2 separate regions of the Homo sapiens genome follow, and region 2 is linked to region 1. Evidence: read pairs that join two places in POLR2A ChIA-PET (ENCODE). Cell type or tissue: Caco-2. All regions are shown on one strand. Links, peaks and the distances in the headings refer to the core of each region. The heading gives the core; the rest is flanking DNA.

Evidence for each region. Peaks named below come from ENCODE experiments on the same cell type or tissue, not always from the same donor. Only the 100,000 strongest peaks of a DNase experiment are listed, where the experiment ranks them.
Region 2: POLR2A ChIA-PET joins it to region 1 with 7 read pairs; 2 of 35 experiments call an interaction of 5 or more read pairs at or near these places.

What each region holds. Positions count from the first base shown.
Region 1 is chr19:955,943-968,120 of GRCh38, reverse strand. ARID3A (AT-rich interaction domain 3A) reads right to left here. Exons shown (of 9, transcript NM_005224.3): 4 at 7,957-8,029; 5 at 3,690-3,873; 6 at 3,041-3,288; 7 at 1,253-1,549. Among named protein-coding and RNA genes, the nearest start is that of WDR18, 22 kb to the left of the region's middle. RefSeq lists silencers at 2,923-3,100, 10,275-10,467 and enhancers at 4,794-5,312, 10,843-11,544. In Caco-2, for the core only: no CTCF peak of the experiment used is centred there; DNase peaks (open chromatin) are centred at 5,680 and 6,960; H3K4me3 peaks cover 88 bases.
Region 2 is chr19:1,116,789-1,128,966 of GRCh38, reverse strand. SBNO2 (strawberry notch homolog 2) reads left to right here. Exons shown (of 32, transcript NM_014963.3): 5 at 1,202-1,363; 6 at 4,945-5,025; 7 at 5,328-5,433; 8 at 5,922-6,073; 9 at 6,176-6,309; 10 at 6,409-6,499; 11 at 6,685-6,828; 12 at 8,944-9,061; 13 at 9,346-9,451; 14 at 9,803-9,956; 15 at 11,468-11,644; 16 at 12,041-12,138. Among named protein-coding and RNA genes, the nearest start is that of GPX4, 19 kb to the right of the region's middle. RefSeq lists enhancers at 6,125-6,628, 11,033-11,545, 11,546-12,059. In Caco-2, for the core only: no CTCF peak of the experiment used is centred there; a DNase peak (open chromatin) is centred at 5,766.

The sequences.
Region 1 (12,178 bases), core at 3,208-7,207:
CCAAAGTGCTGGGATTATAGGCATGAGCCACTGTGCCCAGCCGAACAAATGAGTTTCTTTCTTTTTTTTTTTTTTTGAGACGGAGTCTCACTCTGTCACCCAGGCTGGAGTGCAGTGGTGCGATCTCGGCTCACTGCAACCTCCACCTCCAGGGTTCAAGCAATTCTCCTGCCTCAGCCTCCTGAGTAGCTGGGACTATGGGTACACACCAGCACACCCGGCTAATTTTTGTATTTTTAGTAGAGACGGGGTTTCACCATGTTGGCCAGGCTGGTCTTGAAGTCCTGGCCTCAGGTGATCTGCCCGCCTCGGCCTCCCAAAGTGCTGGGATTACAGGCGTGGGCCACCGCGCCCGACCAAAACTGCCATTTCTGATCATAAAGACACCTGTGACATGTTCTGTTTTCTGTCTGTCTCGCCAACTAGATTTTAGCTTTACAAGGTGTAGACGGTGTCTGTCACATTCATGCTGTCACCAGTGCACACAGTAGGTGCTCAATATTTATTTGTTGAATAAGTGTATTTGTCCATACTCCACTTTGTTTTTTTTTACCTTGTTTTTGAGACCAGGTCTTGCTCTGTCACCCAGGCTGGAATGCAGTGGTGCAATCATGGCTCACTGCAGCCTCGACTTCCTGGGCTCAAGTGATCCTCCCATCTCAGCCTCCCGAGTAGCTGGGGCTACAGGAGCGTGTCACCACGCCCAGCTAACTTTTGTAGAGATGGCATCTCACTGTGTTGCTCAGGCTGATCTCAAATTCCTGGGCTCAAGCAATCCTCCCATTTCAGCCTCCCAAAGTGCTGGGATTATAGGCATGAGCCACGGTGCCCAGCCAGTTTACTTTATTATTTTTTATTTTTTGAGATGGAGTTTTGCTATTGTTGCCCAGGCTGGAGTGCAGTGGCGTTATCTCGGGTCACTGCAACCTCCATCTCCCAGTTCATGTGATTCTCCTGCCTCAGCCTCCCAAGTAGCTGGGACTACAGGGGTGCGCTGCCACGCCCGGCTAATTTGTTGTATTTTTAGTAGAGATGGAGTTTCACCATGTTGCCCAGGCTGATCTCGAACTCCTGACCTCAAGTGATCCACCCACCTCGGTCTCCCAAAGTGCTGGGATTACAGATGTCAGCCACTGCACCCGGCTTTTTTTTTCTTATTGATTTGTTGGCACTCTTTACATATGTAGGCTCCAAGGCCCTCACTGTGTGACACACGCAGGAAGCACAGCGGGTCTGGGCACGAGGGCAGTACCTTGGCTGTTGATCCGAATGCTCATGGGCAGCTGGGCCGCCATGGCCAGGAAGTTCTGCTGGAGTGCACGTTGCATCAGCCGTTGCTGCTCATCGGCCACCAGGGCCATCTTCTTCTCCGGAGGCTCTGCAGACTCCAGCTTCTCCCGCAGCTGTTCCAGGGCAGCTGCCTGTGCGGCCACAGCTGCTTGGGCGGCTGCTGCTTGCACAGCTGCTGCCTGGGCTGCCACCACAGGGTGGCCCGCCAGGGACACAGGCAGGCGGCCAGGGACTGTGATGGGGATGGCTGAGTCCTCCTCTAGGTAGGAAAAAAGGGGAATTGGTGGCCAGGAGGGGCTGGGCCCTGCCTTCCACTCAAGGCAGGAACATGCACCTTCTTTTTTCTTTTCTTTTCTTTTTTTTTTTTTTTTTGAGACGGAGTTTCACTCTTGTTGCCCAGGCTGGAGTGCAATGGTGCGATCTCAGCTCACCGCAACCTCTGCCTCCCGGGTTCAAGTGATTCTCCTGCCTTAGCCTCCCTAGTAGCTGGGAAACAGGCACCCGCCACCACGCCTGGCTAATTTTGTATTTTTAGTAGAGACGGGGTTTCTTCATGTTGGCCAGGCTGGTCTTGAACTCCTGACCTCAGGTGATCCGCCCGCCTCGGCCTCCCAAAGTGCTGGGATTACAGGCGTGAGCCACCGCGCCCAGCCTTTTTTTTTTTTGCTTTGAGACAGAGTCTCGCTCTGTTGCTTAGGCTGGAGGGCAGTGGCGCGATCCCAGCTCACTGCAACCTCTGCCTCTCAGGCTCAGGTGATTCTTCTGCCTCAGTCTCCTGAGTAGCTGGGATTACAGGCGCCCACCACCACACTAAGCTAATTTTTTTTTTTTTTTTTTTTGACACGGAGTCTCACTCTGTCGCTGAGGCTGGAATGCAGTGACGTGATCTTGGCTCACCGCAACCTCTGCCACCTGGGTTCAAGCGATTCTCCTGCCTCAGCCTCCCAAGTAGCTGGGACTACAGGTGTGTGCCACCACACCCGGCTAATTTTTGTATTTTTAGTAGAGACAGGGTTTCACCATATTGATTAGGCTGGTCTCAAACTTCTGACCTCAAGCGATCCGCCTGCCTCAGCCTCCCAAAGTGCTGGGACTACAGGCGTGAGCCACTGTGCCTGGCCTAAAAAAATTTTTTTTAGACTGGGTCTCACTACTGTTGCTCAGGCTGTAGTGCAGTGGTGTAATCTCAGTTCACCACAGCCTCGACCTCCTGGGCTCAACCCATCTGACCACCTCAGCTTCCTGGGTAGCTGGGACCACAGGTGCACGTTGCCACGCCCAGCTAATTTTTTTTTTTTTTTTTGAGATGGGGTCTCACTATGTTGCCCAGATGAGAAATGGTAACTCAGACAGGCAAACTGAGGTGACACTGCTGTGTGTGCTGTTGGTACCTCTGTGTTATGGAGGATTCAGAGGCTCAGTGGGAGGGAAAACTGATCAACTGATGATGCCTGCCTCAGTGTAGACTGGAAAAACAGTGATCAATTAGTAATGTCTGCCTTGGCCACAGGACTGGAAACACAGATTGATTAGCAATGTCTGCCTGCCACCTGTGTGGAATTAGAAAATGGTGATGGATTGGTAATGTCTGCCATAGGCAGAGGACTGGTAGATTGGAAGCCCTTTTCCATGCCAACTATAGGGTTTTTCATCCTGGTTACCCAGAGAGGGGAAGAGGTATCCCCCAAGGTCAGACAGCCAGGCTGAAGCTCAGTTGGGAACACGCCCCAGGCCCCATACAGGCCCTTACCTTTCTTGATCTTAGGGGCGGGGGTGATGGAGCTGCCATTGGTGCTTGCGGCCAGGCCCAGGGAGGACACGGGTAGCTTGGGTGAGGAGAGCATGCCGTGTGCCCCGCCTGGCGAGTAGGCAAAGAGGGAGCCACCAAAGCTCTGGCGCCGGCCCTCCCGTCGGTTGCTGTCTATGGCTGCCTGGAGCTCATTGGGGTTACTGAGGCCCCGCTTCTCACACTCGTAGGGGTACAGGTACTTCATGTATCTGTGGGTGGGACGAGGGAAGAGGATGGCACCCGGGTCACCCCTACGGCTCTCTTTGGCCTTCAGTACAAAGTAAACCCCACTGTGGCACCACCATCCCTGGTTCTTCCCTTGGACTTGCTCAGCAGCCCCCAGAGCTGCTGGGCCTTTGCCCATTCCCTCCATCTCAATGCTGTTCCTCGCAATGGCCCCTGATTGCACAACCCCAGAGACTGTGTGGTCCTCGCACCCCTACTTGACGCTCTCGGGCCCTGGACGCACGGTGTGGCCCTGTGCCCTTTGCGGCTGCCCACTGCCCCCTCCTCTGCAGCTGCCCACCACCCCCTCCCTCTTCTGCAGGCCCCTTGCACTGGCTGCTCAGAGTGCCCTGGCCCGACCTCGGCACAACCGTCCGCCACTCACTGGGTCCGCAGGGTGAAGGCTGCACTGGTGATGGACGTGGGCAGGTTGAGGCCCTTGGTGATCTCACGCCACAGCTTCTTGTTGATGACCTCCACGAGGCCGCCCTTCTCCGTCACCAGCACGTACAGCATGAACAGGTCAAGGACCTGTTTGGCCATGATGGGGATGCGGTTCACAGGTGTCCCTGGGGGAAGGGGCGAGAGGGAGGTTGGGGGCCACCTGGGCACTGCAGGGAGCCGAGTGTCCTGGCCTCCGCCCTCTCCATGCCAGGAGCACTCCCCCGCCCAGGCTGTGACAACCACAGATGTCTCCAGACATTGCCCAGGGCCCTCTGTGGGTGCAGGATCATCCAGGCTGGGAACCTCTGCTCGAGAGGGTGCAGAGGGGGCAGCTCTGCCTCGGTTTATCCACCAGTAACCTGGGCTTAGGGACAGCGCAGCCCTCGGGAGGAGGGTTACTGAGAGGAGGGACGTGCGGGAGACGCCCGGATCTTTGTTATTCCTTCTCCACGCCACACACCACGGCAGCTGCCAAAACAACTCTGCCTATGTTCCCAGAGGCCTGTTCCCTCCACACTGACAGGGGCTCTGCAGCCTCAGGCAGGCAAGGGGTAAAGCCTGGCTTACCCAATTTCAAGTCTGGAGAATGGAGGGCTGTGGACTGGCCTAGGGAGGGGAAGGGGATGGGCTAGCCCCGACATGGGGGGTTGGGCTAGCCCAGGAGGAGAGGGTTGTGGGCTACGCTATGCCAGGGAGGGAAAGGGGGAGGATTAGCCTAGGCAGGGGAAGGGCGGTAGGTGGGCTGGCCCAGGAAGAAGAGGCGGCTGGGCTGACTCAGGTTCCTGCCCCTCAACTCCTGGAGCCGGCTGCAGACGTGGCCCCTCCCCGCCCTTCCAGCCCTACCTGCCCCCTCCAGGGCTCTCCCAGGCTGCCCCTGCACCAGGAGCCTCTGGCTTCAGATGTCAGCTCCACCTCTGCCCAGCCCCTCCCTGGCCTGACAGTAGGCAAGACCCACTTAAACCTATCGTTCTGTCCGTGAAATTCTGCACTTAGGAGATCAATTGTGTACAGTCTGTGGCCCCCACCCCATGTTCTGCCTACGTGGGGTCCCAGCACTCAGTGGCATACAGTAGGCGCTCAGTGAAGACCAGTGAGGGCAGGTGGCCCAGGCCATAGCTGCTGCCCACTCACCATGGGGTGGGAGGGGACGCCCATCGCCCTGTTAGGGATGGGGACGTGGACATCGAGGTTCTGGGATGTGACTGGCTGGAGAGCGGGTGCAGCCCTGAGTGAGCAGCCGGCCCTCTGCCTGGTCGAGGCCTGCTACCCCCGGAACCCCCGGTGTCTGACCTTCCAGAAACACCTCCCACCACCCTCCGCCACTTCCAGGCCCTTCCCAGGTTGCAAAACCCCCAGTGAATGGAGGAGATCCCAGGTTGGAGGAAGACGGGCCTCAGACCCGATCCCACCTGAAACCCACTTTACAGCCTGGGCGAGAGGAGCCGCGCCGGGTTTCAGCTGCAGGATCGGCCCGGAAACCTGCCCAGAGCCTCCGCCCGGCCCCACTCGGGACACCAGTTTAGGCCTCAGAGTTTGCAAAGTAAAAGTAACGGCATCAGGCCGGGCGCGGTGGCTCAAGCCTGTCATTCCAGCACTTTGGGAGGCTGAGGCGGGCGGATCACCCAAGGTCAGGAGTTCGAGACCAGCCTGGCCAATAGGGAGAAACCCTGTCTCTACTAAAAATACAAAAATTAGCCGGGCGTGGTGGCGGGCGCCTGTAATCCCAGCTACTCAGGAGGCTGAGGCAGGGGAATCACTTGAACCTGGGAGGTGGAGGTTGCAGAGAGCCGAGACCCCGCCATTGCACTCCAGCCTCAGCAACAAAAGCAAAACTCTGTCTCAAAAAAAAAAAAAAAAAAGGATCAGCAGCAGAGGGTTGGTTCCCAGGGCCACGCCCTGGCTCTGCAGTGGGCGGGAGGAGGATGTTTACAGAAGGAGCTGGGAGCATCACCAGGGCCCGTCGTGGGGCCCAGATAAGGAAGGGTGGGGAGGTTGTCAGGGAACAGCAGGTCAGGTGGTCCAGCTGCTGCTGCTGAGGGGAGAGGGTGTGGTCAGGACCCCTCCCTCACTTCTAGCCCCCAGAGAATTCTGAGAAATTTAGTTAGAGTTTTTTACTTTGTGACACAGGGGAAAAAAAAAATTATTTCTCTCTGTCTGGAGTGAAGGAGAGGAAGATTGTGAAGTCTAGGGTGATGGGCAGGTTCACCTGACGGATTCTCAGCTCCAAGGGCCCCCATTACAGAGCAGGAAGCTCCTGGAGGAAGCCAAGGAAGAGGGAGCTTTGAGGCTGGGTTTTGAGGGACGCATAGGAGCTCGCTGTCTCCTGTCCTGTAGGAATTCCCAGCTTGGAGAGGGAGGTAAAGCTGGACACCAACCCTCACGGCCCCACGTGCCACGGGCCCCCATCTCACCCACACTCATGAGCAGCCTACCATGCCTGCTTTTTGTTTGTTTGAGACGGGGGCTCCCTCTGTCACCCAGGCTAGAGTGCAGTGCTGCAATCTCGGCTCACTGCAACCTCTGCCTCCTGGATTCAAGCAATTCTCCTGCCTCAGCCTCCCAAGTAGCTGGGATTACAGGCGCCTGCCACCACGCCTGGTCAATTTTTGTACTTTTAGTAGAGACGGGGTTTCACCATGTTGGCCAGGCTGGTCTTGAACTCCTGACCTCAAGTGATCCACCTGCCTCGGCCTCCCAAAGTGCTGGGATTACAGGTGTGAGCCACCATGCCCAGCCCTCACCGTGCTTTCTAAGTACCCCCAGGACACCAGGCACTGTACCAGGCACGGGTAACAGCAAAACGGGTTGGCTTTGGACCCAGGAGCTCGGAGCCCCACAGCAGAGTGGTCAGGGCTGAGCAGGTGCGAACAGGATGATAAAGGGTCATGGGGAGGATCTGTCCAGCCTCACAGGGGGCAGTGGGCCCTGGTCAAGCCTGGCCTTGGAGGATAACACAGGAGGGGCCCCCGCCCAGGTCCCGGGTCTGGATCCTCTGTTCCCAGCACGGGAGGGGTTAACTCGGAGGCCGCTGGGCAGTGTGGGCCAGGGGGCCCACAACCCTCCTCCTCCTTCCCTTCCGGGCGGCTGGCAGTGGCGGGTCTGGGGCCTGTGTTTATAGAAGCCAGGGGAGGGGTGGGCGGAGGCTGGGACACAGCGGGCCCCTGTGACGGCCCCAAGTGCAGGGACAGAGCCCTCTGCCCCACCCCTTCCGACCTCTGTGGGCCCCAAGGCCTCCTCCCCCGTCTGAACAGTGGGGATCGGAGCTAGCTCCCTGCCCTAGAGGAGTGTCCAGGGGGGTTGGGGCGGCTCCTACCTGGCAGCAGACGCTCCTAGGACCCTCTCCGGCCGACGAGGACTTGGAGGCGAGACGGAAGCCCTTGCCGCACTCTCTCTGCCCCGTGGTCACTCTAAGCTGGGGTGGGGCCTGGGAATGGCCGCTGGGACACCCCGGCTACCCTTGGTCGTCTGAGTCTGTCTTGTGTCTGGACCTCAGTTTCCCCACCTGGACACCAGCCCAGACCTGCCCTCTCTAGGCCAGGAGACTTTGGGGGCACAGAGCCTGGTATACCGTTGGTGCCCAATAAGTGTGCACAGTAAACAGCGGCCCTGCACTCAGCACATCTGGGGTACCTGCTGGCCACTGAGTTTTGGGCAGGGACTGTTTGTGGCCCGTTTTTACAGATGGGGAAACTGAGGCCCTGGTGGGAAGAGGGGAGGGGCCAGGACTCAAATGTCGCATTGGCCGCCATGAGATCATTAGACTCTAAGCCATCTCGCGGCCGGGCGGGGGGCTTCTGTCCTGCCGCACCTGCACCCACCTGGCCAGCCCGAATCTGACCCCACTCCCTAAACACAGAGGCTGGTTCCACTCCCCCATTACCCAGTAGTGGGGACCCCCACTTCACTGCACCCTGGATGCTAAGGAGATGACCTGGACTGTCTGTTCTGGGTTGGGGCCCTGAGACTGCCCTGCCCCCCACCAAGGGACCTACCCCTTAGACTCACAGGCGTGCCTCCCGCGTCAAACCTCCATGGCAGGATGTGTTTCCCCCCAAGACACCCCTGAAGTCCCTCCCGATTTAGGAGCCTTGGATGCCTCCAGCCACGGGGTGCTCACCACCGCCCCGACATACCTGGAGCCAGTAGGGCCCCTCCTACAGCCCTGTTTCTGTGACCTCCCTCCAGCGGGGTGGGGGCAGAGGGCTCACCTCGCTTCTGCATGAAGCTGAACAAGTCATCCAGGAATTCCTTCCTCTTGGGGTCCCCGTCGAGTTCGTAGAGCTGTGAGGGTGGAGAGGGGATGGGTTAGTTGGTGCCAGAGCTCAGGTGTGGGAACCATGTCCCTCCTGCACTGGAGGCCAGGTCAGGAGGACAGGAGCAGGGGTCACCACCCCTAGGACCCTCAAGCCGCTGCCAGAGCCGAAGACCCCGCTGGGCAGGTGAAGAACCACAAGGCTGCAAGACAGAAATGCCGGTGAACGAGCTTCCCAGAGGGTCTGCAAGGAGGCACCAGAAACCAGGTGGCCTGGGACAAGACAGTGTCCTCTCCCGGTCCAGGGGCCCGGGAACCCCAGATCAAGGTGCGTCCTGGCTTGTGGCCGCAGCGCTCCAGTCTCTGCCTCCGTCTCCACAAGACCGTCTCCCCGTCTCTCTCTCCTCTTCTCAGGACACCAGCCTGCTGGTTTTAGGGCCACCTCATCTCAAATCGATCCTTAACTCCCTTACAGCCACACGTTGCAGCTTAAAGCAACAGAAATCTATTCTCCCGCGGTCCCGGAGCCCAGAAGTCCAAAACCAACTTCTCTTCAGGGTGGCGGCTCACACCTGTAATCCCAGCACCTTGGGAGGCGGGTGAATCGCTTGAGCCCGGGAATTCAAGACCAGCCTGGGCAACATAGTGAGACCCCATCTCTACATTATGATAACAAAAAGTTACCCAGGTGGGGTGGCTCATGCCTACAGTCCCGGCTACTCGGGAGGCTGAGGTGGGAGGATTGCTTGAGCCTGGGCAGTGGAGGCTGAAGTGAGCCGAGACCGCACCACTGCACTCCAGCCTGGGCGACAGAACGCAACCCTGTCTCTAAAAACAAAACAAAACAAAAGATGTCTGCAGGGTTGCGTTCCCTCCGAAGTCTCCAAGGGAGGAACCTTCCTGCCTCTCACGGCTTCTGGGGGCTCCAGGTTCCTGGGCTTGTGGCCGCGTCGCTCCAGCCTCTGCCTCTGTCTTCGTGCAGGATGCGTCCTGATAAATGTCTGTTGGTGATTTCGTCAGTGTGAACATCAAACAGTGAGTCACACACACCTCACGGGTGGAGCCTCCCACACACCCAGGCACAGGCACAGCCCAGCCAGCGCTCCTGGGCTACAAATCTGTGGCTGTCCTGGGTCCCGTAGGCAGTGGCAACGTGAGCATGAGTGTCTGTGCGTCTAACACAGCTGAACACAGAAAAGGTGCACAAGAAATATGGAATTTTTTTTTTTTTGAGACGGAGTCTCGCTGTCCCCAGGCTGGAGTGCAGGGGTGCAATCTCGGCTCACCGCAACCTCCGCCTCCCGGGTTCACTCCATTCTCCTGCCTCAGCCTCCCGAGTAGCTGGGACTACAGGCGCCCGCCACCACGCCCGGATAATTTTTTGTATTTTTAGTAGAGACGGGGCTTCACCGTGTTAGCCAGGATGGTCTCGATCTCCTGACCTCGTGATCCGCCCGCCTCGGCCTCCCAAAGTGCTGGGATTACAGGCGTGAGCCACTAGAAATATGGAATTCTAATCCTGTGGGACCACCGTCCCATCTGCGGTCTGAGGTTGACCAAAGTGTCAACACGTGATTGTATGTCAGTAAGTTCCCCCGTTTCCAAATGAGGTCCTGTCACAGGTACTGGGAATCCAGTGCTTGAACCTGTCCTCTTCTTTTCTTTTTCTTTCTTCTTTTTTTTTTTTTTTTTTGAGATGGAGTCTCGCTCTGTCGCCCAGGCTGGAGTGCAGTGGCGCGATCTTGGCCCACTGCAAGCTCCACCTCCCGGGTTCACGCCATTCTCCTGCCTCAGCCTCTTGGAGTAGCTGGGACTACAGGCGCCCGCCACCACGCCCGGCTAATTTTTTTGTATTTTTAGTAGAGACGGAGTTTCACCATTTGGCCAGGATGGTCTCCTGACCTCGTGATCCGACTGCCTCAGTCTCCTAAAGTGCTGGGATTATGGGCATGAGCCACTGCGCCCAGCCTATTTTTTTTTTTAATTTTAATTTTTATTATTATTATTTTTAGATGGAGTCTCGCTCTGTCGCCCAGGCTGGAGTGCAATGGCGCAATCTCAGCTCGCTGCAACCTCTGTCTCCGGGGCTCAAGCAATTCTCCCCCCTCAGCCTCCTGAGTAGCTGGGATTACAGGCACCTGCCACTATGCCCAGCTAATTTTTGTATTTTTTGGGTAGAGACAGGGTTTCACTATTTGGCGAGGCTGGTCTTGAACTCCTGACCTCAAGTGATCCGCCTGCCACAGCCTCCCAAAGTCTTTTTTTTGTTTGTTTTTGGAGACAGGGTCTCACTCTGTTGCCCAGCCTGGAGTGCAGTGGCGCAATCATAGCTCACTGCAGCCTCAACCTCCTGGGCTCAAGGGATTCTCCTGCCTCAGCTGCCCAAGTGGCTGGGACCACAGGCACTCGCCATCACACCCGGCTAAGTTTTTACATTTTCTTTTGTAGAGATGGGTCTTTCTATGTTGCCCTGGCTGGTCTCGACCTCCTGGGCTCCCTCGATCCTCACGTGTTGCCTTCTCAAAGTGCTGGGGTCACAGGCGGGAGCCACCGCCCTCCACCTTTTCTTTGGGGGACACAATTTACCCTAGGACAGTGCCTGCCTGAGTTCACACAGCAAATCGCTGCAAAAATTCACCAGCATGCCTCCCGGGGCTGTCCTGAGGGTCGGACGGGAGCGCATTTGTTCCGAGAACTGGCTCTGCTTTGCAGGTGAGGAAACTGAGACACAGCGGCGAGTGCGGGACCAGAGCCTGGGGGCTGCTGGGGACTTGGCCCAGAGCCCCGCCCTGCTTCCCATCCCGGTCCTCCTGTCTCCTGCTGGCTTCCCCGCACCTGGAGCCTGGAGTCTCAGCCTCCAGCTATGAAATGAGCCACCGACCGCCTCTGCCTGCCAGGGTGGTGGCTGGGGAGGAAGAAGATCACCAGGCCCCGGAACGTCTTCCAGAGGGGAAAGAGGCTCCGTCTGGGGTACAAGGAGCCAGGAGGTCCCCCAGCGCCCCCCCCCACCCACAGGTTCGGGCGGGCAGGGTGGGGGAAAGCCGGCAGGGATAATTAGAAAGCGGAGTTCAGGCGGGGGCCAATTTGCCGAGGAGGAGCTGCGACAAATACCAGGCTGCCAATTAAGCTCGGGGGAATGTGGCTGGCTGGGCAGTGGGGAGCCTTGAAACCACCAATTAGGCCTCAGCTGGGATGATCGGTCATTAGGGCCCAGAAGGAGACCCACGCCCAGCCCCTGCTGCTGCGGGGACATCCCAGGTGCTGGGGAGGCCGGCCAAAGGCCCCATCACCCTGCAGCCGTCCTGCCCCTCTCTGGGCCTCAGTTTCCCCGTCTGTGTATTGGAGGCCCAGTGAGGCCTTCCGGGAAGGGGCTGGGGGGGCAGCCAGGAGTCCTGACCTCTGCCCTGGGTGGTCGAGGCTGCCCGAGGTCCAGCTGCCTGGTCTTTGTCTCCGCCCCAACCCGGCCAGCGCCAGACTGGCCAGCCTGCATTCCTGCGCTGATTTATGGTGGCCGGGGAGGCCCTTTCCCCTTCAGCTGCCTGAGGGGTGTGGGGCCCTCAGGTAGACCCGGCTGGCCGGGCCGGTGGGTCCCATGAGCACAGGCACGCACACATGGCCACACGCCCGGCCTCGTCCTCTGACCCCGGCCCGGCTGCCGCCCCCTCCCCTCCACGTTCTTCCTCCGAGACCCCGTCCATCACCGAGTCACGGATCTAGGAGTGTATCTGGGGTTTAGTCTGTTTTGTTCCCAGAGTCTGGAATCAGCCGAGCACACAGCAGTTGCCTAATAAATGCTCGTTACTTGAACCTTGATTTTCTCAGCTGCAAAAGTGAGCCGGGCAGGGCGGAGAGGGGGACAGGGCGGAGAGGGGGACAGGACGAGCTTGCCAGGGAAACGCCTGAGGCAGCAGGTACTGGAATGGGGAGGACTTCACCGCTGGGGCTGTCCTGGGGTGAACGCCATCCCCCACCCAAATTCACATCGGCCCAGAACCTCAGAACGAGACGTTATTTGGAAAAAGGGCCTTTGCAGACGTGATCAAATTGAGAAAAAGTCACAGTGAAGGCCGGTGGGCACTGGAGACGGTCGCACAGAGACAGAGGCCGGCCACATGTCAAGGGACTCCTGGAGCCCCCAGGAGCTGGGAGAGGCGGAAGGCTCCTCCTGCAGCCCCTGG
Region 2 (12,178 bases), core at 3,615-7,614, 160 kb before region 1:
GACAGAGTCTTGCTCTGTCACCCAGGCTGGAATGTAGTTGTGCAGTAACAGCTCACTGCAGCCTTGACCCCTCTGGGCTCAGGTGATCCTCCCGCCTCAGCCCCCCGAGTAGCTGGGACTACGGGCATGCACCACCACACCCAGCTAATTTTTGTATTTTTAGTAGAAATGGGGTTTTGCCATATTGTCCAGGCGAATCTTGAACTCCTGGACTCAAGCAATCTTCCACCTTGGCCTCCAAGTGCTGGGATTACAGGCGTGAGACATCACATGTGGCCGGACACGGTGGCTCACGCCTGTAATCCCAGCACTTTGGGAGGCCAAGGTGGATGGATCACCTGAGGTCAGGAGTTCGAGACCAGCCTGACCAACACGGTGAAACCCCGTCTCTACTAAAAATACAAAAATTAGCTGGGCGTGGTGGCACGTGCCTGTAATCCCAGCTACTCGGGAGGCTGAGGCAGGAGAATCGCTTGCACCTGGGAGGCAGAGGGTGCAGTGAGACGAGATCACACCATTGCACTCCAGCCCGGGCGACAGTGTAAGAATCCGTCTCAAAAAAAAAAAAATGAAATGATGTACATACATCTCCTTCACTGGGCAGCGCGTGTGTGTGTGTCATCCCCATGGCGAGCCCCACCTCTGGGCGTGGCTGCCCCCGCCCCTGCCTCCGGCACAGGGCATGGCACCAGGCTCACCCCAGACCCGAGCTGCTCAGAGTTCCTGCAGCATTGCTGCCCTTCAGGTGCTGCAGAAGTCAGACGCCGTCCTGCGTGGCCCTGAGGGTTGGTGTTTCTCACCCATTGCTTGTTTATTTTTTTCTTTTTTGAGACGGAGTCTCACTCTCTCGCTCTGTCACATGGTGGCTCACGCCTGTAATCCCAACACTTTTGGATGCCGAAGCAGGCAGATCACTTGAGGTCAGGAGTTCAAAACCAGGCTGGCCAACATGGTGAAACCCCGTCCCTAGTAAAAATACAAAAAAATTAGCTGGGCATGGTGGCGCACACCTGTAATCCCTGCTACTTGGGAGGATGAGGCAGGAGAATTGCTTGAACCTGGGAGGGCCGTGGTGTCTCCCATTCCCACATGCTCCAGTGTGTGGAGGGCCGTGGTGTCTCCCATCCCCACGTGCTCCAGTGCGTGGAGGGGCCTTGGTGTCTCCCGTACCACCCTCACCGGGCCTGGCCTTGTCTTCCAGGACTCCTCCTATTTTGAGGACTTCTCCAACATCTCCATCTTCTCCTCGTCCGTGGACTCCCTGTCGGACATCGTGGACACGCCCGACTTCCTGCCGGCTGACAGCCTCAACCAGGTGTCCACCATCTGGGACGATAACCCTGCCCCCTCCACCCACGATAAGGTCAGTGCGCCCGGTGCCCCCAGCCAGCCCCGACCCACCAGCGTGGCCTCCCCAGCCCGGGACCCACACGGTCCAGTGAGGTCTCAGTCTCCCCCACTCTGCGTGCCAATGGCTGTGCCTGTCACTGTCGGCGCCATCTGTGGCCATGGATGAGGTGGTTAGTTGAGGGTCCTCTTGTGTCCTGAATAGGAGAAGGCGACGTCCAGGACATCTGTGGCTACCACATCTGGGCGGTGCTCCTGGCATGGAGTTGGGGGGGGCCAGGATGCTGCCCAGCGCCCTGCAGTGCCCATTATGGCCCCACCTGAGAGGGACCCTGCCCCGTGTCCACCGCACCCGGGGAGTCCCTGGTCTAGAGAAGCACAGGAAGGTGACGGGACAGAGAAGCGTGGTCAGGAAGGGCCCCCTGGAGAGGCAGCGCCCAGCGGGCCCAGGCAATGTGGCTGTCCAGGCAGAGGAACAGCACCTGTGGTGGCATCCAGCCCCATGGTGCCTGGGTCAGCAGTGGCCGTGTCCCCGCTAGTGGGGAGCTGAGAGGGCGAGGTTGGTGGATCCTGTCCCAGGGTGGGGAGCTGGACATTGTCCGTGGGGGCTGAGGGGCTGGGGTTTGCCTCCAAGAAGCTCCTGAAGGACCTGGGTGGGCCAGGCCTAGAGCAGGGGTTGTAGGGCAGCAGGGCCCCCAGGTTCTTCGGGCCTAGCCTCTAGCCGTGCCCCAGTGCGACTCAGTGGAGGTGTCTGGTGAGGGAGGCATGGCTGGGAGCCAGGCCTGGCAAGTCCCTTCCCCAATCCGGGCCTGTCCACGAGAGAAGCTTCTAGACTTTGGGAGCAGACGTTGGACATGTCTCTGGGACTGAGCGCCTTCCGGTGAGGGCCCATGCCAGCCTCCGCACGCTCCCGGCACAGTGGTGGGCTCACACCCATAGGCCGCTCTCCCGGGCCCTCAGGAAGGGGCAACCCGGGCAGCAGAACTCACGGGCTTGGGGGCCCAGGCAGGAAGCATCAGGGCACCCCGCAGCCACGGTGGGTGGCTCACGGTGGGCGGCTCAGGAAGCATCAGGGCACCCCGCAGCCATGGTGGGCGGCTCAGGCTTGGTCCCTCTGGCACAAGGGCCCAGCAGAGCATTTCACCCAGCCCGGGGCCCGTGCCCTCCCAGCTAGCTCCCAGGTCCTCAGCAGGGCGTGAGGAAAGAAGCCAGGGCCTGACCGGCCTGCTGTGGCCGGCACGAGGGCATCTGAAACCCAATGCCCGCCAGCCCCACCGGGAATGGTGACTCAGCCTTCCAGGAACCTGCGTGGCGTCTGTTTTTTTGTGTTTTGTTAACTTAAAAAAAAAAGGAGAGGGCAACTGAGTATAGGTTTCTAACCTTCCTGTGCCACGCTTCCACTTTCTTTAAAAACCCTCAGGAGTGTTCCTAGTGTTAGAAAATGCAGAAGCTGTGGACTCAGTTCATTAGCATCACTAGCCTGGTGGCTCCCACACACTGCCGAGAACCCGGCCCGGGCTCAGGCAGGCTTGGGCGGAAACCTCACCCGTCTCAGGACGTTGGAGTTCAAGGGGGGGACCGGGTCTAGAAGAGATGCTCTTATTTATTTATTTACTTATTTATTTTGAGACGGGATCTCACTCTGTCGCCCAGGCTGGAGTGTGGTGGCGCAACCTCAGCCCATTTCAGCCTCGACCTTCTGGGTTAAAGCGATCCTCCTGCCTCAGCCTCTCGAGTAGCTGGGTCCATAGACACACGACACCACGCCTGGCTAATTTTTGTATTTTTTGTAGAGATAGGATTTTATCATGTTGTCCAGGCTGGTCTGGAACCCTGGCCCCAAAAGATCTCGCCCGTTCTGCCTCTGCCTCCCACAGGCCTGAGCCACGCACCCGGCGGGATTCTCCCCTTTCCAATTCTTCACACTTTTTTTTTTCTTTTTTTAAGACAGAGTCTCTCGCTCTTGTCGCCCAGGCTGGAGTGCAGTGGTGCGATCTCAGCTCACTGCACCCTCCACCTCCCAGGTTCAAGAGATTCTCCTGCCTCCTCAGCCTCCCTAGTAGCTGAGATTACAGGCATGTACCATCGTGCCTGGCTAATTTTGTATTTTTAGTAGAGATGGGGTTTATCCATTTTGGTCAGGCTGGTCTTGAACTCCCAACCTCAGGTGATCCACCTATCTTGGCCTCCCGAAGTGCTGGGATTACAGGCGTGAGCCACCATGCCCGGCCCACGCTCACTTTTTTTTTTTTTTTTTTTTTGAGATGGAGTCTCGCCCTGTCACCCAGGCTGGAGTACAATGGCGTGATCTCAGCTCACTGCAACCTCTGCCTCCTGGGTTTAAGCGATTCTCCTGCCTCAGCCTCCTGATCAGCTGAGATTACAGGCGCCCACCACCACACCTGGCTAATTTTTTTTTTTTTGTATCTTTAGTAGAGACGGGGTTTCAGCATGCTGGCCAGGCTGGTCTCGAAATCCTGACCTCCACTCTGGGAGGCCTTGGCCTCCCAAAGTGCTGGGATTTACGGGTGTGAGCCACTGTACCCTGACCATGCTTACGTTTTTTATGGCTCGTATTACTGTTAGGATTTTTGCTTTTTAAGAGTGGATATATTCCAGAATCACACAGACCCTAGTTTGGACCCTACCATCCCCCAGCCATCCGTCCCGGGGTCCACACTGTCTCAGTGTTGGCGTCTGGACAGTGGGCATGACGACGGGCCACACCACCCCCCGACCCACCCGTTCACAGGCTTTACACGCCCAGTCAGTTCGGAGACCCCTGGGTGGGCCACAGACTCATCCAGAGGCCCAGCACACCTGTCTGCCAAGGCCTGGGGTCAGCTCCCCGAGGACAGTGTCACTGCCCACCCTGGTGAATCTGCATGAGGCTCCGGGCAGTCCTTCTCCCCAGGGTGGGGCCGCAGTGGGATGTGTTCTCTGGTCACTACAGTGGCAGGCATCCTTGCCCCATCTCTCACAGAGGAGGTGCTGCCCTCGAGGGGCCTCAGGGACTGCACCCACGGGGGTTCTTGGAGAGTGCAGGGCTGCCCTGGGCCACCCACCCTGTGTGCTGGGAGCCATCGGGTGAGGGACAAGGCCCAGGCCCGCCCGCCCCCACTGCCTCTGTCTCCTCTTCCCCCTCGACAGGGAGCTCCCAACCCCTTGTCTCCCAGGCCCCCGAGGGCCTCCTGCACTGCATGGGGCTGGCACACAGTGGGTCTCTCCTGTCAGACCCCTGTCCACAGCCTTCCTGGCAGCTCCCGCGGGACCAAGCTGTGTTGTCTGTCAGAACTAGCCGGGCACCTTCCTCCCGGGCACTCCAGGCAGGCACACTGGCCATCAGTGAGAAGGCAGCCAGGTGCTGGCCAGGAGGAGCGAGCCTTAGGCCCCAGGGAGGTGCCCACTGGGGAGGCTTGGGAGGCACCAGGGTCACCCTGAGAACAGCAGGAGAGCAAGACCCAGGGCCCTGGGGAGCGAGGATGGGGAGGCGAGGACGGGGCAGTGGGGAGCCTCCCTCTGGTGGCCAGGCTGCGAGGGCCCACCAGCTGTGACCTGTCCCGTCTGGCCCGGGCTGACATCCTGCTCCCCTTCCAGCTGTTCCAGCTCAGCAGGCCGTTTGCAGGCTTCGAGGACTTTCTGCCCTCCCACAGCACCCCGCTTCTCGTCAGCTACCAGGTGAGCTGGGCCCAGCCGAGAGCTCCCTCCCCTGCCCTCTCATGGGACCTAAGGAGAGGGCTCAGCACAGGCATCTCCATTGTGGGGAGCGCTTGGCTGGCCTAGAAGCTGGGAGTGCCCATTTTATAGCTGAGGAGATGGAGGCCCTGGGGGAGCACCTTGCTGCAGGGGCAGACAGAGCCGTCTCCCACCCCTGGGTCACTCAGCTGCCCATGGTCAGCCTGGCCCCTGCCCCTGGGGGAGCCCAGTGCCCGCGGCCGCTCAGGCCTGCAGTCTCCGCTGAGCTCCCGCCACGCACGCAGGAGCAGAGTGTGCAGAGCCAGCCAGAGGAGGAGGACGAGGCTGAGGAGGAGGAGGCGGAGGAGCTGGGGCACACAGAGACCTACGCCGACTACGTGCCGTCCAAGTGTGAGTGGCCCGGCTGCACCCAGCCCTGGGACAGGTTCAAACCCTTTTGTGGGACCGAGACCCTGCAGGTGACCACCGCCCGCACAGCCCACAGAGGGAATGTGAAGCTTCAGGGAGGGCCGGAGAGCCCGGGGACAGGTTCTACAATCCAGGCTTATACAAAACCGGGGTTCGCAGAGGGGAGAAGTGGAAAGGAACCTCAGAGGCACTGGGAGGATTTTTATGCATTTGCCCCTCCTGCAAGCCGCTGGCCACGCCCCCAACCAACCCAGCAGGCCGCGGCCACACCCCCGACCCGGCCAGCCCTGACCACTCCTCCACCCAGGCATTCCTGGCCACGCCCATGACCCGCCCAACGGGACCTGGCCACGCCCCCAAACTGCCCCGCCAGCTCTGGCCACGCCCCAGACCCGCCCAGCGTGCCATAACCGGCCCTGGTCACCCCTTGGCCATACCCTTTACCTTGCCCTCCGTCCTTGCTCCTCCAGCCAAGATCGGGAAGCAGCACCCAGACCGCGTGGTGGAGACCAGCACACTGTCCAGCGTCCCACCCCCAGACATCACCTACACCCTGGCCCTGCCCTCGGACAGCGGGGCCCTGTCTGCCCTGCAGCTAGAGGCCATCACCTACGCCTGCCAGGTGACCGCATGTCCCCAACCCAGCCCAGCCTGTGTCCGCGAGGCCCCTGGGGAGGGGCCGGGCCAGCACCCCCAGGCCCTGACGCCTGCTCTCCGGCAACAGCAACACGAGGTCCTGCTCCCCAGCGGGCAGCGCGCGGGCTTTCTCATCGGCGATGGGGCCGGCGTGGGCAAAGGCCGGACGGTGGCCGGAGTCATCCTGGAGAACCACCTGCGCGGCCGGAAGAAAGCATTGTGGTGAGGCCCTGCCTGGGGCAGGGGGCGGGAGCGGGGGTGGGGGGCGGAAGCGGGGGGCGAGGGGGAAGGGTGGGCGCGCCTGACGCCCCCACCCCGCAGGTTCAGCGTCTCCAACGACCTCAAGTACGATGCGGAGCGCGACCTGCGGGACATCGAAGCCACGGGCATCGCGGTGCACGCGCTCAGCAAGGTAGGGGCTGTGCTCGGCAAAGTAGGGGGCAAGGTGGGGACCGTGCCCTGCAAAGTGGGGGCTGCTCAGCTGGGTGGGCCAGCAGCCAGGGCAGGCTCTGCCCAGCACCCTTACAGATAGGGAGACCCAGGTCCAGAGCCTGCTGAGCCGGGGCCCCATTCCACACCTGTTCTGTGCATCCCCAGATCAAGTACGGTGACACCACTACCTCAGAGGGCGTCCTCTTCGCCACCTACTCCGCCCTGATTGGGGAGAGCCAGGCCGGCGGCCAGCACCGCACTCGCCTCCGGCAGATCCTGGACTGGTGTGGGGAGGCCTTCGAGGGCGTCGTATCCTGCTGGGGGCAATCGGGAGGGGAGGGCTGGATTAGGGGGTCGGAGGGAAAAGGAGGATGGAGGAGTGGGAGAGGAGGGGTGGGAGTCAGGGGAGAGGAGGGCAGGATGGGAGAGGGTAGGAGCGGAGGGGTGGGGCTGGGGAAGGGCTGGAGGCCACTGGAGCTCACTACCCTGGATGTGGCCACCCAGCCCCCAGCTTTGCTCAGGGTTTAGGACTCCGGATAGAAGACTTTTCTGGTCCTGGGAGGCTGGCCCTGTGGGTACCACACAAGTGACCATCATCATTCACCACAGGGCTCCGGCTTGGTTTCTTGGTTCTGATAAGTGGGATGAGTGACCATAGATGTGGTCCTGATGTTTGCCATGATGCCGTGGGCAGAGGGTGGCCACTGAGCTGCTCCCCAAGTCAGGAAGGTGCCAACCCCAGCTGATAGTGTGGTGGGCACAGTTCACTCCCCAGCATCCCAGGGCTCTCGTCGGCAGGCTGCGGTTCGGAGGGGCTCCCCCACAGGAGACCCAGGACAGTTAGCAGCAAAGGCACGGCAGGGCACCCCTTGGCCAGGCTCAGCCCTGGTGCTCGGCCCTGCAGGGTGCACCTTGGGTGTTGGGGTGTTGGGAGCACAGGCTCAGATAAGGGAGGGACGTTGGCCTGCAGCATCCACTTCATGCACAGGACATGGCCATGGCTTTGCTGTTCAGTTAACGCCGAGACACAGAACATTCAGACTGGCCAGAAACAGAACGGGAGACTGCTGGTGTCTTCGCACCCGGCTGAACAATCTATGTGCAACAATCTACGAAATAGCGATAACCCTGAGATCATACCTCGCTGAGCTGCTACGTGGCGGCAGGGCCGGCCGTTTAATTTGTATTCTCCCAGTTTTCCTTCCTCAGACTGCTTTCCTGGAACTTGGCTTTCTTTCGTCTTAAAATATTAAGAACCTGGCCGGGTGCAGTGGCTCACGCTTGTAATCCCAGCACTTTGGGAGGCCGAGGCAGGCGAATCACGAGGTCAGGAGTTCGAGACCACCTGGACAACATGGTGAAACCACGTCTGTACTAAAAATACAAAAGTTAGCTGGGCGTGGTGGTGCGCACCTGTAATCCCAGCTACCCGGGAGGCTGAGGCAGGAGAATCGCTTGAACCCAGGAGGCAGAGGTGGCAGTGAGCCGAGATTGCCCCACTGCTCTCCAGCCCAGGCGACAGAGCGAGACTGTGTCTCATCTAAAAAAAAAAAGAGTTCCAGACTGTCTTGACCAATATGGTGAAACCCCGTCTCTACTGAAAATACAAAAATTACCCGGGCGTGGTGGCGCACACTTGTAATCCCAGCTACTCAGGAGGCTGAGGCAGGAGAATCGCTTGAACCAGGGAGTCGGAGGTTGCAGTGAGCTGAGATCGCGCCGCTGCATTCCAGCCTAGTGACAGAGCGAGACTTCGTCTCAAAAAAAAACAAAGAATTAGGGCTGGGCACGGCTCACACCTGTAATCCCAGCACTTTGGGAGGCTGAGGCAGGCAGGTCACTTGAGGTCAGGAGTTTGAGATTATCTGGCCAACCAAACGGCCAACCCCGTCTCTACCAAAACTACAAAAATTAGCCGGTTGTGGTGGTGGCACACACCTGTAGTCCCAGCTCCTTGGGAGGCTGAAGCAGGAGAATCACTTGAATCTGAGAGGCAGAGGTTGCAGTGAGCTGACATTGTATCACTGCACTCCAGCGTGGGTGACAGAGCAAGACCCTGTCTCAAAAAAACAAACAAAAAAGAAAACAGGTTCCAGGTATCCTCCTCCGATGGCAACGTCCTGCGATATCATGGTTTAGGGATCCCACCCTTCCTCGCCGGAGGCCCCATCCTCGGTGTGTGTTGTTTAGAGTCTGGGAGGAGCCATCCCAGGCCACACCCATCTAATGGTCGTGTGGGGGCCGCCTGCCCGCCCGCCCCCCATGGTAGCCGGCTGCCACTCCGACCTGGGCTTCCCTCGTGGAGTTCTCAGCCGCACAGGCGTTTGCCCCCCACCAGGAAGGTGGGGTCTTGGGTGGTCAGGACCTGGGCTCCTGGGGTCGCCCCCGTCCTTCAGAATACTCCTTAACCCACGTGTGCCTCAGATCGTGTTCGACGAGTGTCACAAAGCCAAGAATGCCGGCTCCACCAAGATGGGCAAGGCTGTGCTAGACCTGCAGAACAAGCTGCCCCTGGCCCGCGTGGTCTACGCCAGCGCCACAGGTGGGGCGGTGCGGATCCCACGTGACCCACCCGCAGCAGCGTCTTTCTGCCTGGCTGTCCCCGCGAAGGGGTATCCCACACGCGTACTCAGCCTCCGTCTGCACCCTGCTCCTCCTCGGACACTGGGGCACCTCTGCGCCTGTCCCAAGGCCACGCTGGCTCTCTTCAGGCCCATGGCTCCAACCCCGCAGGGCCCCTCGTCGGGTGGTCCCAACTTAGTCGTCCCCTGACGCGGCCTCTGGGCCCTCCCGGGTTGGGGAGCTGACGGCAGCTTCCCCCCACAGGTGCCTCTGAGCCTCGGAACATGATCTACATGAGCCGCTTGGGTATCTGGGGCGAGGGCACACCCTTCCGGAACTTTGAGGAGTTCCTGCACGCCATCGAGAAGAGGTGAGTGCCCTTCTCACCCACGTGGAGGGGCGGCGGGGGGTGGGGAGGAGGCCTCAGGCCCATCAGCCCAAGGCCTGGCACTGCCACGTGTGCTTCCCCAGCACCCAGAGGTGCTGAATGTGGGTCGCTCGTTTCACTGCCTCGGGCTGCCCAGCACTCCCAGGGAAGCCAGCCCCTCCGCAGCCCTTCCTGCCCCGTCCCCGCCAGGCTCAGCTGCCAACTGCCTCAGTGGCCGCCAGGGCTCTGCTCCTGCCGACCCCGCCCTCTCTGCGACTGGCTCTGCCTCGCGCTCCGAGTGGCTCCATCCCCACGGGCTCTGGCCGTGCTCACGGGGGCTGTGTCCATCCGCAGGGGCGTTGGCGCCATGGAGATCGTGGCCATGGACATGAAGGTCAGCGGCATGTACATCGCACGCCAGCTCAGCTTCTCCGGCGTCACCTTCCGCATCGAGGAGATCCCGCTGGCCCCAGCCTTCGAGTGCGTCTACAACCGCGCGGCCCTGCTGGTGAGCCTGCGCACCCGACCCGGGGACCCCTGTGCGTTTCCCGGGTGAAATTGCTCCCCCGTGGCCTTGCAGATGCCACAGGCGTCATCAGGTGACGGCCCGCCCTGTCCTGTCCTGGGGTTTTTTTTTTGTTGTTTTTTTGAGACAGTCTCGTGCTGTCATCTAGGCTGGAGTGCTGTGGTGTGATCTCAGTTCACTGCAACCTCTGCCTCTTGGGTTTAAGCGATTCTCCCCCCTCAGCCTCTCGAGTAGCTGGAGTTACAGGTGCCCGCCTCCACACCCAGCTAATTTTGTGTATTTTTTGGTAGAGAACGGTGTTTCTCCATGTTGGCCAGGTTGGTTTCAAACTCCTGACCGCAAGTGATCTGCCCGCCTCGGCCTCCCACAGTGCTGGGATGACAGGCGTGAGCCACGTGCCCGGCCATCACTGGGGTTTTTATGTGGCTGTGATAACGAGGGATGGGACCAAACCACCGCCCCCCTTCCTGTGGTGCCCAAGCCCTTTGCCCCCAGGTCCTGGCCCACAGCTGGCAGTTGGTAGCCGTGTTCAGCATCCACATTGCTGTGGGCCATGTGGCTTGGTCGTTCCCTCCATGTTTGGACAGGTCCTGTTTTCTCCCCCTCACGCCCAACAGCCCTGTATGTTCGATGGTTTTTTTTTTTTATTTTTTGAGACGGGGTTTCCACTCTTGTTGCCCAGGCTGGAGTGCAATGGCACGATCTTGGCTCACCGCAACCTCCGCCTACCAGATTCAAGCAATTCTCCTGCCTCAGCCTCCCGCGTAGCTGGGGTTACAGGCATGTGCCACCAGCCCGGCCAATTTTATATTTTTGGTAGAGACAGGATTTCTCCATGTTGGTCAGGCTGGTTGGTCTCAAACTCCTGAGCTCAGGCGATCTGACCGCCTCAGCCTCCCAAAGTGCTGTGATTACAGGCGTGAGCCACCACACCCAGCCTCTTCACTCGTTTCTTTAGGTGACACAACCAGCATCTCCCGTAACCCCCAGGGCCGGGTTGCTCTCCGGGGTGGGGCCGTCCTGAGCACTTTGGGGTATGGAGCAGCATCCGTGGCCAGAGTCCCAGCCACCCTAACCCAGCCCACCCAGTCATGCCGGGACCAGCCCCCAAACCTGACCACCACAGCCAGCCCCAGACATGCCCAGTGTCCCCTGGACAGGATCACACCTGGGTGAGACCCTGGTCCAAAGCAAGAGAGGCGTGGCTGCGAGCACCCTGTGTTCTTGGAAGGAGCTGAGCCTGTTTGCCGCGGGCGCGGAGTCTGTGCAGTTTGCAGCACGGCTTCCCCACCACGAGTGTTTTGGTTTTTCAGGTTTTTGCCGTACAGGTAGAGGCAGTGCCTCTTACAGTGCACACCCCCAGCACCCCCATCCTGCCCTAAATTCCACCTGGCGTGGGGATGCCTTGCCCAGGGCTGGCGGCAGGTGGGCCGGGGCCCGGGTCGGGAGCCAGGAGCCACAGCTCAGGGGCGCCTTGTGACGTGTCATTGCAGTGGGCCGAGGCCCTGAACGTGTTCCAGCAGGCGGCCGACTGGATCGGCCTGGAGTCGCGCAAGTCCCTGTGGGGCCAGTTCTGGTCGGCACACCAGCGCTTCTTCAAGTATCTGTGCATCGCAGCCAAGGTGCGCCGGCTGGTGGAGCTGGCCCGAGAGGAGCTGGCGCGAGACAAGGTGAGCGGCTGCGGCCTTCGAGGGCTGAGGGCGGCCGGGCCTGCAGGGGCGGAGGCTGCTCTTCTTCCAGGTCCTTCCTGGCCCCTCCCCAGACGTGGGCGGGGGCTGCACCCTGGTGGGTGAGAGACGCCCGGATGTCCGTCTTCCAATCAGAGCCAGCCAGGGTGTCAGAACAGCGGAGTGTGACCACACAGTGGGCAGCTCACCATCCCGAGACAGGCAGCCGGCAGACCCCCACCCAGCAGTGTGTGTTGTAGGGGGGCCGTGGCCCCTCCTGGGGAGGCGAGCACAGCAGCAGAGTGAGGGATGTGGCCATCACCCCAGGCCTGGCAGGTTCTGGCCCCACAGAGGCCCCACAGCAGGGCTGGTGGCTCACAGTCCTCTGCCGTCCCACAGTGCGTGGTCATCGGGCTGCAGTCCACGGGCGAGGCGCGCACGCGGGAGGTGCTGGGGGAGAACGATGGGCACCTCAACTGCTTCGTCTCGGCCGCTGAGTAAGTGTCACGGTGGGGACAGGACTGTGGGCTTCCTGCG